Linked DNA regions of Homo sapiens: region 2 is linked to region 1. Evidence: chromatin contacts called from ENCODE Hi-C or POLR2A ChIA-PET data. All regions are on one chromosome and are shown on one strand. Each heading gives the region's core, a stretch centred on a gene start or an enhancer-like site at or near the end of the contact. The rest is flanking DNA. Distances are from core to core; before and after follow the strand shown. Region 1 holds the start of GBP4 (guanylate binding protein 4). Region 2 overlaps LRRC8C (leucine rich repeat containing 8 VRAC subunit C).

Evidence for each region. A loop is a pair of places that touch in the nucleus more often than their neighbours do. ChIA-PET counts read pairs that join two places held with the same protein, here RNA polymerase II (POLR2A). Pooled maps may share reads with other maps.
Region 2: a loop to region 1 is called in a map with no recorded cell type, with 9 times the contacts of the local background. The contact joins the enhancer-like site here to the promoter of GBP4 in region 1. A Hi-C loop is called at or near these places in 2 of 37 single-sample maps with no recorded cell type and 8 of 50 pooled maps. POLR2A ChIA-PET finds 5 or more read pairs at or near these places in 1 of 52 experiments (activated T-cell).

What each region holds. Positions count from the first base shown.
Region 1 is chr1:89,195,863-89,203,058 of GRCh38, reverse strand. GBP4 (guanylate binding protein 4) reads left to right here and starts at 4,117. Exons shown (of 11, transcript NM_052941.5): 1 at 4,117-4,264; 2 at 5,755-5,949. The coding sequence starts at 4,225. It overlaps LOC107985076 (a long non-coding RNA gene), which reads right to left and starts at 4,712. Exons shown (of 3, transcript XR_002958332.2): 1 at 4,651-4,712; 2 at 4,001-4,556. RefSeq lists a silencer at 4,019-4,313.
Region 2 is chr1:89,715,109-89,722,304 of GRCh38, reverse strand. LRRC8C (leucine rich repeat containing 8 VRAC subunit C) reads right to left here. Exons shown (of 3, transcript NM_032270.5): 3 at 2,772-7,196. Among named protein-coding and RNA genes, the nearest start is that of LRRC8C, 86 kb to the right of the region's middle. Within about 2 kb of position 2,609, at least 8 of the 41 ENCODE cell types and tissues checked have a DNase peak (open chromatin) inside an H3K27ac peak, as active enhancers do.

The sequences.
Region 1 (7,196 bases), core at 2,868-5,367:
TGAGGTCTGGAACCCAGGGTTCTGGATGTAGGACTCTCTCCAAGCAGAACCACACTGAGGGTCTGGGTTATGCAGGAAGGTTAAGGCAGAGTCATGAAGAAATCTTCTTTACTCTTGATTCTCAACATTTAATTGGCTACCTTGATTCAGCTTATCTGTAATATTTCTGCAAAATGTGAATATGAATCATGAAGAATGAGATTAAGTTCTGTTTCCCTGAACTTTTCTCCTTGGTAAGCTCAAATACTTTGGAATATTAAGATAAGATCTTATTTTAACACTGGGGTGAACAATAGAATTAATAAATATTTATTGAGCAGCTGAATTCCAGGGCTCTGTGCTAAATACTATAAAAGGGCAGTAAACAAGATAAAAGCCTAAAGCCTCATTAGGGAGACCACACATACAGTGTGATCAGAACAGGGTGCCATAGATGCAGAGAAGTAGGGATCTAGTTCAGTTGTATAAACCAAATAAAGTCTCTTGGAGGAAATAACATCTGGACCGTAACTAGTGGAATCACCGGGAGCTATCAGTTAAAGCACACGAGAGTGATCGATTTGGAAACATAAGCCTCGGAAAACAGGGTTTCAGTGAAGTTATGTATTTAAATAATCTCCATAAAAGCTTCAGCTACATCAGGATCATCATAAAGGTTTTGTTCCAACTCCAAGGGCTTTGGAGATTAACTCTTCACTGACTTCTCTGAAAGCATGAACTTAACCTATGTAAAATAGTGTAAATAAGATAATTTTAGGTATTCGATCTTCACAGTATTAAGGGCAATGTGTGATTTCTCCTAATTTTACATTACTCTGAGTCTAAATCAAAACTAACAACAGATCTTTGGCATTATTGCAAATGAAAGAAGGAAAAAGAGGAAAAGAGAAAAGGAAAGAGGGAAAAGAGAGAAAAGAGTGTTTTTCAGAAAAAAAAATCTTATGTATAGCTCTGTCTTCATGGATAAGCAAATTATGCAGTCATGTAGTACCATAGCCTCAGAAAAGTCAATGCTTGATTTGAAATTATTATATTGAATTTCTTGATGATTTTTTTAACGACGAGCCCCACATTTTCATTTGAATGCTTTAGTTCATCTTTCTAATATACTCTCTTTTGTTTAATTTCAAAGAAAATGTGTTGTTCCTGGGTACTACTGAGTAGATTGGCTTTGATCAGTAATTAAATAGTAATGTGAAGCGTTATAGAATCATTTTTAAAAGTGTGAAATGCCCCTTGTGGTTAGAACTCAGAGAAGTCATAAATCCCCATCCCCCAATACTTGATACCATTTTTGTTTCAGTTACATGACACTAAAAAAATCCTGGATTAAATTGTGTCAAAAATTCAATAGCAAGTAGCTGCAAATAGTCATGTAATGTGTTCTTAGCCTATGGACGCTGCTCCTTTGAAGCCAGAGTTCATTCCAAGTTGAATATGGTGAGGCTCTGTGACTGGCCTTGAAGTTAGACCAAGTGGCAAAATCCTCTATGGAGTGTGAAAAGCAGGGCTCTTCAACTGGAACACTGCACAGATGGCATAGGCCTGGAGGCTTGTCTGATTTTATTCATTCTTACTGTGGTCTGAATGTTTGCACCTCCCCATCACCCCAAAGTATATTGACACCTAATCACCAATGTTGACACCTAATCACCAGTGTGATAGTATTAGACAGTGGGTCATTTAGGAAGTGAGAATGAACTTAGGTCATGAGAATGAAACTGGTGAGACTAGTGCCCTTATAAATGAGACTCCAGAGACCTGCCTTGCCCTTCACCATGTGAGTACACATCAAGGGGCCACCAACCATGAACCAGGAAGCATACCCTTATCAGACCCCCAATCTACCCATGCCTCGATCGTGTGTTTCTCAGCCTTCAAGAATGTGAGAAGTAAATTTCTGTTGTGTATAACTTACCCAATTTACTTATTTTTTATAGACGCCCAAACAGACAAAGACACTTCTTCATGCTTATTTTTTGAGCCAATCACCTCTGTTAAACAACAATGGTGTTATTATTACTTCTACATCCTTTATGCCAGTTGATAAGAATTTGGTGTTGACACAGAACAGGGTACCTCTTCTTCAGGAGATCATTCCAGATTGGGCCATTCATATGCTTATCACTACCTCCAGAATGTCAATTTGTAAAAACACAGACACACACACGACAGTGACTATTCTGAACTATATTAAAGTAAGTACACACAGATAACATTATCACTTGCCCTGTATGATCTACTAACGTCATAACTTTCTGTCTCCTTGCCTTGCTCAGTGAGATTAAAAACATCTGCAACTCATTTCCTCCAGTTTCCTTCCAAAATCAGTGAGCCAGTAAAACACCCTCATTTCAAAAAACTGTTTTATTTGATACATCTTGTAAATGAATTACAAGTTAACCACAAAATACAAAAACATATAGACATTGCACTTTAAATATTCAAAAAATGTATAAATAAGAAGCTCAAAATCTGATATGGAAAAATATTCAAAAAATGTTCAGAGTCTTTTTATCAAAATAAAAGTTATTTCCTTTTTATGAGTATGTGTGTGCATATCTGTGATTATAAAAAAAGTCTTTAAAAATTCATATAATTCAGAAAGACATTTTAAAAAAATCACCTGAGCTAGAAGTACTAATTTTAAGGAGGTAGTGGTTGGGGGAACACTTATAGACTTTTATCTGTGTAACACAGACATATTGCTATGTATATTTTCTATGTGCATAGACATATTGCTATGTGCAATCATTATACATACAACTGTGAATTAACAATTTTTTTTGAGACAGTATCTCACTCTGTTGCCCAGGTTGGAGTGCAGTGGGACCACCATGGCTCATTGCAGCCTTGACCTCCTGGGCTCAGGTCATCCTCCCACCTCAGACTCCCAGGTAACTAGGACTATTATAACAGGCACATGCCATTATGCCCAGCTAATTTATTATTATTATTATTTGTAGAGATGGGGTTTCCCCATATTGCCCAGGCTGGTTTCCAATTCCTGGACTCAAGTGATCTGCCCACCTTGGCCTCCCAAAATGGTTGGATTGCAGGAGTGAGCCACCACACCCAGCCTAAATTTCTTCTTGATTAACATTTCCATGATTATCTGAAGTCAGTAACATTGGATTATCTGGAAAGGGGTGCCACTGGTGAAATTCAGGTGTTTCAAACACATTTACCTGGATTCAGTCATCCCTGTACTTTTTCTTCTTCTTCTTTTTTTTTTTTTTTAAGAGAGAGGGACTTCCTGACATTAAAAAATGGTAAGAGAAAAAAGCACCTGATTTCTTATTACTGGTCCTATTTAAAACTTGACTTAGCTTTATTTTCACTTTCAATATTGCTTATAGGAAATAAATGTTAAGTTTTGAATCAAAATCGGCACCAGTAATTTTACCTGATTAAGTGCCTAAAATTTTGTACTTATTAATTTGCAAATGTTTAATCAGACATTACTAAACAAATAGGAAGATCTAAGGGATAGGCACAAATGGGGAATCATTACCCATTTATTTCAGATAGATTTCCCAAACTCTGTTAACAAACTGGCTAGTCATTTTAGGAACTGAGTCCATTTTTCTGGTAGCCTGGGTAAGACTCCTAATTATAAATTATGCTTTTTATGGTCCAATCATCCTCCTGTCCTCCAAAAGATCCAGTTTCAATGAGATGTTTGTGTTTTGAAAGAGAAGTATTTACTTGCCACCACCGCACCTCTGGGCAACAACGTTAGAGGATACATAGATATCCATAGACACACACACAAACACACACATATTTTATGGTTAATGAAAAAATAAAGAAAAGAGATGAGAAACAGAAACATATAAGCATGTAAAAAAAAATAAAAGCAAACAAAAACTCAAATTTCTTCCCTGACAAAATTACCCCTGAGAGACAGGTAGATGAAACAACATTCATGTCTGCTGCTCTATATTCATTTTGGAGGCGAAAGATACCTAAGCTAAGGGTGGAAGAGGGACAAACAAACCTGAGTTTCAGGAGTCTGGTGTGGAGGAACCAGCACTTTCAAGCTCCTTTAGTTTCCTGTCTTGATAAACAGGAAAATCCCCAACAGTCAACTCCCCACAAAGTGCATGTCCTTTCAATTTCGGTTCTCACAGACTCTTACTTGGATGTCTGTAAATCCGGCTGGACTTTCAGCTTCTAAGAACAGTCCGTTTCTCGAGGATCCAGGCGCAGGAGGACAGAGCAATGGGTGAGAGAACTCTTCACGCTGCAGTGCCCACACCAGGTAAGTTTGCTCTTAAGCTTTACCTTTCAAGTATATTTGGGTTATAACAAACAACAACAAATTCCCAAGCGCAGACTGCACACGGGGAGGGTTGGAGACTTCACACTGGCGGGTGACAAAGGCAGTGGAGGAACCTCGCGGGGAAGTCTGATGCTGCTTGAACCCCTGAGTGCTTTGCTCCGTGTGGCCCAGCGTCTCTAGACGGTCCACAGGCGGCGACCAGAGGCGCACCGGTGTCTCCAGGATGCGCTGCTCCTCCTCGGGCTTCCTCCCAGAGCTGTGGCATTTTCTCCTGCGAAATACCATCATCTAGTATACATATACACATTTTTTGCTTGTTTGTTTTATTAATTTTCTGTCCCCCACTAGAATATGTGATACCCTACCTTGTTTTAACCTGAGTTGACTCTCCCTTAGCTGAAAGAGCCAGACAGTCTGCATCTCGGCTCCTTCACTTGCAGCCCCTTACCCACCCGCTTCCTCAGGGACTTAACTTGTGCAAGCTGACTCCCAGCACATCCAAGAATGCAATTAACTGATAAGGTACTGTGGCAAGCCATACCCGCAGTTCCCAGGAATTCGCCCGGTTAACAGCACCCAGAGCCCCCCGCGTTTGTGTCTGGTTGATAAAGCCCAAAGCCCCGCTTCTATCACCTTGTGATAGAATTAAAGCCCCTGCACCTAGTACTGTTTACTTTCCTGTAACCATTTATCCTTTTAACTTTTTGCCTACTTTACTTCTGTAGGATTGTTTTAACTAGACCCCTCCCCCCAACCTCTCCTTTCTAAACCAAAGTATAGAAGAAAATCTAGCCCCTTCTTCGGGCCGAGAGAATTTTGAGCACTAGCCGTCTCTCGGTCGCCGGCTAATAAAGGACTCCTGAATTCGTCTCAGAGTGTGGCGTTTCTCTGTAACTCGCTGGGTTACAACAAATAGAGCTCCAAGAGGCAGAAGTTTGTATCAATTATGTTCCTTGCTTGTTGCTGAGAATCTAGAACGGTGTTAATTAGCACATGGTAGGTACGCAATACTCTTTATTAAATTAATGAGAGAGCAAATTCTTCTGGAATGCCTGGAGCCTTTTCTAACCACTCCTCATCTCCTTTTTGTAACATCCTGCCCCTATTTATTCCAGGAGTGGAATTATTCTGCCATCAGTGCCTTGATTTTCTAATTCTGTTTATTTTATGCATCACCTTGACAAGGCATTTTTAGCGTTCTTGTAAGAATCATAAATAATGTACATAACAGATCTGTACTAGTCTTTGACATGCTAAACTAAATATTTTTCCATTTGAAATGTACAAATTTTATATACATAGAAATTTTATATACCATTAAACGTAGAAATATATTTATATACCATTAAAATGTAGAAATTTTATATACCATTCCACAAGCAAAAAGCTAATATGTATGTGCCTTAGGTAGCCCTTAGGGATGACTTCAAGATCTTGTATTCTACTGAGTATTTTTTTCTGGGTTACAGGTTATCCAGAATCTGAATCCATCATGATGGCCCCCATTTGTCTAGTGGAAAACCAGGAAGAGCAGCTGACAGTGAATTCAAAGGCATTAGAGATTCTTGACAAGATTTCTCAGCCCGTGGTGGTGGTGGCCATTGTAGGGCTATACCGCACAGGAAAATCCTATCTCATGAATCGTCTTGCAGGAAAGCGCAATGGTGAGTGTGGTCCTAGGACAGGAGCCATTTACTTGGAACCAGTGATAACACAGCTGATCACACCCCCTCTAGGGTCATCCTAAAGAAGGGCATGACTTCTCCCAATGAAGAAAACTTCTAATTCTCACCACTAAATTTACAATCTCAAATATATATCACTCTTTAGTCCAATAGTAAAGAATCATCTCAACCCTATCGAAAGATCCGTTCCATGGGTCTTCTTCATCCCATCTATGCTCACCTCTTCAGGGGCTCAGCCCCAGCAATTATTCCCTTTCTTTCTCATTCATCACTTTTGTGTAGGATACCTGGTCACTTCAAATAGCACACAAATATAGTTTAATAGATCCTGTTTTAAAAAATAAATATGAAGAAGGACAGGCATTATAATTCTTGTGTATCCTCTATTTAAATTGGGCTACCATTTCTAATTTTTTGCTTCATTTCATGGCAAAACTCTGATAAATTATATTCCCTTCTAGTTAGTCTTTCTAATATGTGAACTATGACACATAAAGAAGAGTATGTACAACATACCTTTACAGTGAAGTTAATAAAGTGAATACATGAGAAATCACTATCCAGATCAAGAAATAAAACATTACCAAACCTAAACATCCAAAAATCATACCCTGTCATACCTTCACTAGAACTCACCAGTGTTTTTGTTTTCAGGGCACACTTCTTTGACTCTTGGTTTTTAAAAATGGTTCTACATAATATATATGCATTCTAAAACATAGTTTAGGTTGGTCTGCTTTTAAACTTTACATAAAGGAAATTATATTGTGTGTATTTTTGGATGTCTTGCTTCTTTTGCTCAATAAGAAGTTTATAAGTTTTCTCTAGTTACTATGTGTACCCATTATTTATACCCTCAGACAGTATGCCACTACCTAAGGACAGTACATTTATTTATTGTTGAAAATTGGTATTTTTCCAGTTTTTATCTTTAATGAATAAGGCTGTCATTAATACTCTTATTATTTATATCCTGGTGCACATGTACAAAATCTTCCTTTGTGTAATATTCTCAGAAGTGGGATTTCTGAATCAGAGAGTACATAAAATTTCTAGATAAAGTCCAATAGCTTTTCAAAATTCAAATGCAATTTACATGCTTATTAGCAGTGACTGAGAATTTTACATCCTGCGAAAAATTCAGTAACATAAAGCCTTTTAACTTGTGCTGCCCTGTAGAATGTATTGTTGCATGCCATTTATTTCACTATGAGTAAGTTTAAGTA
Region 2 (7,196 bases), core at 1,360-3,859, 520 kb before region 1:
CAGTACTTCAGATTTGATTATTATTATTATTATTATTATTATTATTATTTTTTTTTTTTTGAGACGGAGTCTCGCTCTGTCGCCCAGGCTGGAGTGCAGTGGCGGGATCTCGGCTCACTGCAAGCTCCGCCTCCCGGGTTCACCCCATTCTCCGCCTCAGCCTCCCAAGTAGCTGGGACTACAGGCGCCCGCCACTACGCCTGGCTAATTTTTTGTGTTTTTTAGTAGAGACGGGGTTTCACCATTTTAGCCGGGATGGTCTCGATCTCCTGACCTCGTGATCCGCCCGCCTCGGCCTCCCAAAGTGCTGGGATTACAGGCGTGAGCCACCGCGCCCGGCCCAGATTTGATTATTTTAAAGCTGGTAGAATTTGAAGGGCAACAAATCATTCTGAATTTTAGAAAGTGTGTTAAGCACCCCTTATCAGGAGTCTGCTTTCTAAGCTCCATTCTCCCCTTGCCCCCCAACAAATGACAGCCTTATTTAATATAAACCAGGTGTTTAATCTGACATTCTTTGTATTTCCCATTTGACATGAAATCAGTTTCTTTGAGAGGTTACGTGGACTTAAGAAAATATTTACGTAGCTAAATGTTTAGATTGGAATCTCTAGTTTTTAGTTTTACAAGTATGAATTTATTTTAAATACTTCATCACTTAAGGCTGTCAACATCCTGTCTTTGTTTCTAAATGCATAAAACTACTAAATCTGTTAGCATGCTGATATTGTTAAGGCTCAAAGTGTGATTACCAGGGAAGTCTATGAGTCACACCACCAGAGGCTAGAACCTGGGGGAGAGTTCAGAAAAAATAGTCTTCTAATTTTGAACAAATTGACTTCCTGTTGGTAAGGCTCACAGAAACGCCCTGCACCCATTGAATAAAACTTGGTTTTCATTTTGATATCATTGTTGTACATGGCCTTTTAGAATTTTGTTAAGAGTGGCAACTTTGACAACCTAGTTTTCACAAAGAAATTTAAATTACTAAGATATAATTTATCCATACAGCTCAATAGACATGAATAGAACTCATTTCATAAGCTTGTGGACATTTATTGCTCAAATGCATAGGGAGTACATCTTTACATTTTTGCATTGGTTTTCATTATTCTTGGACTAAATCATCCTAAGAAAGATTTTTAAGCTGTCTGAATATTAGAGTATGATTTTAACAAAACTGTCACACATAGTCTATGTTAAATTACAATGAAATCCCAAGAACCTTCCCAATTCAAAGTGAAGAAATGCTATATATTTTTTTTGCCATATCAGCATCACTTCTGGGGAGTTGATTTTTTTTTTTTTAATTAGAAGAACTGTGGAGGAGATAAAAAATGTAAAACTTAGAGGTTGCCTCTTTTGTGTCACTTTTCCTGAGATGTCTTTTACCTGAGGCTAATAAGGATTGAACCAAGCAGTATTTTTTTAATGGCAAAAGTCCAGATGTAACTCGAGTTGAAATAAAATTAATTCTGTAAAGGATTAAAAAATAAGGAGAAAGCCCATTTTCTACTTCTCAAACTTTATAACAGAAAAATCCCTGGATTAAAATAATTGGAATGGCCAATTTGGTTTAGATGTTTGATATCATTGCCTACCCTGTATCTTTTATGCAAAATATTCAAACTCTGGGAATATTCTATCACTTATGATATGCCTGATCATATAACTATTTTAATAATTTGTCCCTAAATATGTTCAAATATGTTTAAATGTGAAACCTACAGTATAGTCTGCATTCAAACATCTATGCTCACACAAAATTATGTAGCTAATGAACAGCTTTCACTTTTTTCCTACTTGCAAATTTAGGATGACATTCAAACTTACATTCAGAAATATGTGGGCCTTGTGCTCTGACCGTGTAAATACTCCACTGAGTCTCAAATGAACTTTAATAACTTCCTTTTTATGCATTTACTTCTTCACCCAAACGAAAAGCTTATGTTGCTAGCCAATAATAACCAATTTAAAATTTTTCAGAGTTTATCTCAATACTCTGTGTAAGTGAAAGGACTAGAAGATGGGACAGTGGAGAATGGCAGTGGGCAGTTTTTTCTGTACGTGCAGATTGCACTGAAATCGCCAGATGTCTCTAATCTATTGCATTCCCTAGCTCCTTTCCAGAATTTCTCCAGAGCTCTCACATGATCTCTTCTAATTTGTGCTACTCACACTTACACAGCCTCTCCCATCACACTCACCACCCTTCCTTATCTCAACAATCCTTCTCCAGAGGGCTGATGATCAGTAAAATAAACACTATTATTAATAAAAATGTGTAAAGGGACTATTTAACTTTGAAAATTACCCATCATTTCTTATGCGTAAGTGGTCATAAAGTTTCCTTGTAGAGGGCTTCCCTAAGCCTGGAGTGAATGTGGTTAATTAGAGGAGGCCTCCTAGCTGTGCAGGATCATGCTGATTCCTTTAAGTAACCACAGTCATTACTATAAGACTATTTACTGAAAGCTGAGCTGGACAGCCATTGTACAATCTCATCTGGCAAACGTACAGAAATTGCACTCCAGATTACATATGAAGGCACTAATTACCCAAATGAAACTCCAGGGGCACCTTAGGTAGATACAGTAGAGTGAATTAAGGAAGGAAATAATTAGTCACAATTACAGAAACTAGCTCAACACAAAGTGAAAGAATGCATGCAGCTTATTTCCTGCAGAGAAAAGGGAGCTTTAGTAATAGTTTAAGAAATGCAAACGATAAACATGATTTCTAAAAATGAGTAAGAGAGGGACAAATATCTATTTTAAGTTATAAAAATGACTTTATTTTTCTGTTTCTATGTACTACATATCCAAATAACATTAAGACATTTTATCATGAATTTGCACTATGACAAATCAACTTTCAAGCATTTTCTTGACAGTTTTAGAGGTTTTGCCAGCTTTTGACATACATACAGACAGAGTAAACAAGGGGAAAAAAGAAAACTTAGTGAGCACGTAAGTCATGGAGTTTGAGCTCCAATAAAAATATTCATTAAAGAGGAAGAATAAGGTGGGGGGTGGAGAGAGGTATTCTGAAGAAAGAAACAAATTTACCTCACATTAAAAACCATGCATAGGAACTGTTATCAAACACAGCCAAGAAATTAAGTTTTCCAAATTTATATACCCCCCTTTCAAGGTATTCTGATAAAAAAATTCCTTTGGGCAGGGGGAGATCCTCCTCCACCTTTCAAAAATGAACTTAAGGATGCTACCTTTATCGGTGAGTGACTTTGGGAAGATGGAATGAGTGGATGCTTAGTTTGGATGGCTGGCAGGAAACTTTCAGGAGCATGTCACTGAGGCCTAAATCTTATAAAATCATGGCAGGTCTGGTGAAGACTGTCCAAGGTTTCTTGCAATGTTTCTAAGTAGAAAGAAAAGATGAGAAAATTTTCTTGATCTTTTAAGCAGTCTGCTAAGAACCAAGCTGTTTAACTAATTTGTTTTGCTAACTTGAGGTTAGTATGGAATGCTATCCTGAGTTACTAAGAGCTTAATAAAATTTGACTGTTTGAATCACATTATCACATTCAGAATTCATAGGATAATGTTAATTGAATCTTAATTTAGTCTCTAAAAACAAAGTGGAATTATATTCAAATTGACTTTATCTGTTCACTACTAAGTATGCTGACACTTTTCATAATGATGGATTAGGAATCTTTGCTGCTTAAATATATCATTTCTATTGATCAGGTATTTGGTATGAAATTAGATTAGAGGTAAAAGAAACTACTTAAAGAATGAACTTTTCTTATAATAGAAAATAAATAACAGCACAACCCTTCTTGGGGGAAGTGTTAATAAGAGATATAAAGATTTTGTTTTTTCTTTTTTAATATCAGAAATCCTGAAATAGCATACTGTAAGAATTTGGACTTCACTTAACCCAAGTAAATACAAGGAAGATTTTTGTCTAAGACCCTCTCCACAAAGACAACTTGAGAGCCAGGTAAATGGCTACATCTGAACAAAATATTCATAGCAGGTATGTTTTCCAGGTCTTTCTGAAAAAGCAGTACCTACTGCATACGATGCAATGTAAATTGTTGAAACTCCTTGAAACAGATGGGAAATACAATGGCAGGGGAAGGGGTGGGTGAAGAATAACTTACACTTGAAATAAGAGATTTCACTGTATCAAGAATCTTTATATTAAAAGAGCTGCATTAAAAACAAAAGCAAATCAAACCCAACACATAATGAGAAAATGCAATAATTTCTGAGGTGTGGTCTTCTTTGGTGAGTTCCACTGGGATATATTTATATGCTCTCTTTCAACCAGGCCATCACCAAACAATTGTTTGTTCTGTACTTAACAATTAAAACTGACAAAAAGACTTTTTCATCATGAGCTTCAAGCAGCCATAGGAGTTAAGAACACATATGGTGCTTTTATATTTACACAAGCAATCTCTCATGAGTCCTATAGAGATTGGGGAAATAGAGCTATAATAGTTATTCCTTTTTAGAAAGAGCACTTGTAAAATACGGAAAGTGGTTAGATAAATATCCCTCTATACAGAATTGATCAGTTAAAGAACTTTAGAAAAGTCAGCAGTTCATTACCTGAGTTTCCCAGTTAAGGGCTAACTAGTAATTAAATGTTTTTTTTACTTAAGAAAGTGAACAAAAACTTACAATATTAAAAGGGGCCAGTGTCAGAAAATTTAGACTCAAAATTAAGTTTCAGACTTTTGAAGGTTTATAAAATCTAATAGGAATATCTATGAATTTTCCTTCTTAGTTAAAACATGAAGTCACAGAACTATACTGACTTACCAGATGTTATCAAAACTTAGGTTGGGGGTCAGCCTGCAAAATCACTAAAAAACAAATCAATATTTTTTTGGAATTTTGAGCAAATTTTTACAAGTGATAAAAATGAATTATTAGTGACCTCGGTTATGAACCCATATGAGATTTTTAGTTAACACCAGATAAAGACTTCAGCATAAGCGTGATTTTTAACCTGAAGAGATCCCTTTTGAAGGGTAATATAGAAAATAACTATAAATTTTATCCAGAAAAATAGTGCACCCAGTGTTTTGCCAGCAGTTACCTAAGCTTGCCTTTCGACGAGGTATTTTTGTCATGCTCAACCATGGACAATCGGCCAACAAATTATTTGTTTAAAACAGATAGGGCTATGTTTCTAAATACAACACATTATTCAAACTCAGGATTCCAACACTATTCTGAAATTGAATACTTTATCATACAAGAACTATAACCATGTTATTATTCTGAGCACATTATTTCAATTCCAGGTCTAAATTAATCAGCAAAATCACCATTCTAAAACATTAACATAGAGCAGAAACGTAAAGCACTTTGGTCTGTATAATTAGATTATTAAACAAATCGAAAGAATCTCTTTCCCTAATGCTTCACCTCATGATGTAAAGTTGAAAACACAACTTAGGAACACATTTCTGAGGAGCAATTCCCAACATTTGTTTCTGTATACAACTCAAAGCAGCACTGAGTAAATTCACCCAAAGAACAATTTTAAAAAACAACATTTTGAAAACCCAAAGCATCTTTCTACTTTCTTTCATTGTTAAGTCACAAAACTTACTACGATCAGTCTAGAGCTCAGAAAATGGTCAATGTGAATTTGGTACATAAAACAAAGTTCTCATAATTAGTGGTTCTGGTTCTAGGTCAAGGGCACAAATAGTGTATTTCATTTTCCTGTTCTACATGCTTAATAGTCAGTGAAATATTTTGCCCAAGAGCCCATGCTATGTTGGATTTTAATTACAAAGGTAAATAAAAGCTCTGCTGATGGTCAGGCAAAAATTATTGCTAAGCAACAACCACTTAGCAATTTATTCACACTTTAACGAACAATTTTAGATGAGATACATATTTTAAGCCAGAGAGCAGATGGATTTCCCGTGCTTGTAGCACTAGTTCACAGCAAGGGCAGGCTTGAGGGAAATCGATTAATATCCAGTCATCCCTCGGTATCATGGGGAATTGATTCCAGGATGCCCTCGAACACCAAAATCTGAGGATGTTCAAAATCCTTGACATAAAATGGTGCAGAAATTGCATATAACCTATGCACATCCTCCCATATACTTTAAATCATCTCTAGGTAATTTATAATACCTAAAACAATGTAAATCCTATTTAAATAGTTGTTACGCTGTATTGTTTAGGGAATAATGACAAGGAAAAAGTCTGTACATATTCAGTACAGACACAACTTTCTTTTTGAGTATTTTCCATCTACAGTTGGTGGAATCCACAGATGCAGAACCCACAAGTACGGAAGGCTGACTGTATATATAAGTGGATTATTTTGTGTAACAGGCAAAATTTGAATAGATTACCACTGCCACACTGTGCTGAGAAAAGGAGAGGGCCTCACTGGAGCACACCAGCTCTTTAACAGGGTGCTTTAGTAAATTTTTTTCCATCTGATGCAGCTGCATATCAAGATATGAAAGATGATTAAATTACTCAAAAACCAGGCTTCTATCATTTTAAAATTTAATTATCTATTAGAATATTAAAATAAATCTAGGTTCTCCAAAGTTGTTCACCAGTACTACATAGCAGTATTGAGATTAAGGTGGGAGGAGCCTCTGTATTTAGGTTTTAAATATTTTTAAAATGTTGGTAAAATGCAAATAAGTTAAATGATAAAGGCCTAATTCAAACATACCAGCCACTAAAGATTATTTTCTTCACTCACAAAAACCTTGCCTAAGGATAACAATAACTGTCAGGTATATGAAATAACACAGTTTAGGGTTTTGTTGGAGGCAGGGGAACATTTAAAATACTCTATGACAATGCACTTATGTGAAGTTCCACTGAATGAAGGTCTTGGCCAATGGAGAAGACAGCTGGTATTAAAATAACTAGCACAGATTCCTTGATACACACACAATGAAAACAAAAATAAGAACCCTGTACAGGTGTAAACAAGTTAAAAATGGCCTTGGCAAAATATCTTCCTCTATTTAAAAAATGCCAAAAAGCATGCAACTTATAATTCCCTCCTTTCCACAAGAATGAACTAAAAAACAAAAACAAAAAACCAAATGGAACTATCTCTTTCTGTCAGTAGATAATAGATACATTGTGTTTCAAGACAAATAAAACTTCAAAATATTAATATTGAAAAAATACAATTAAATTTTTATTAAAAATACATACTCC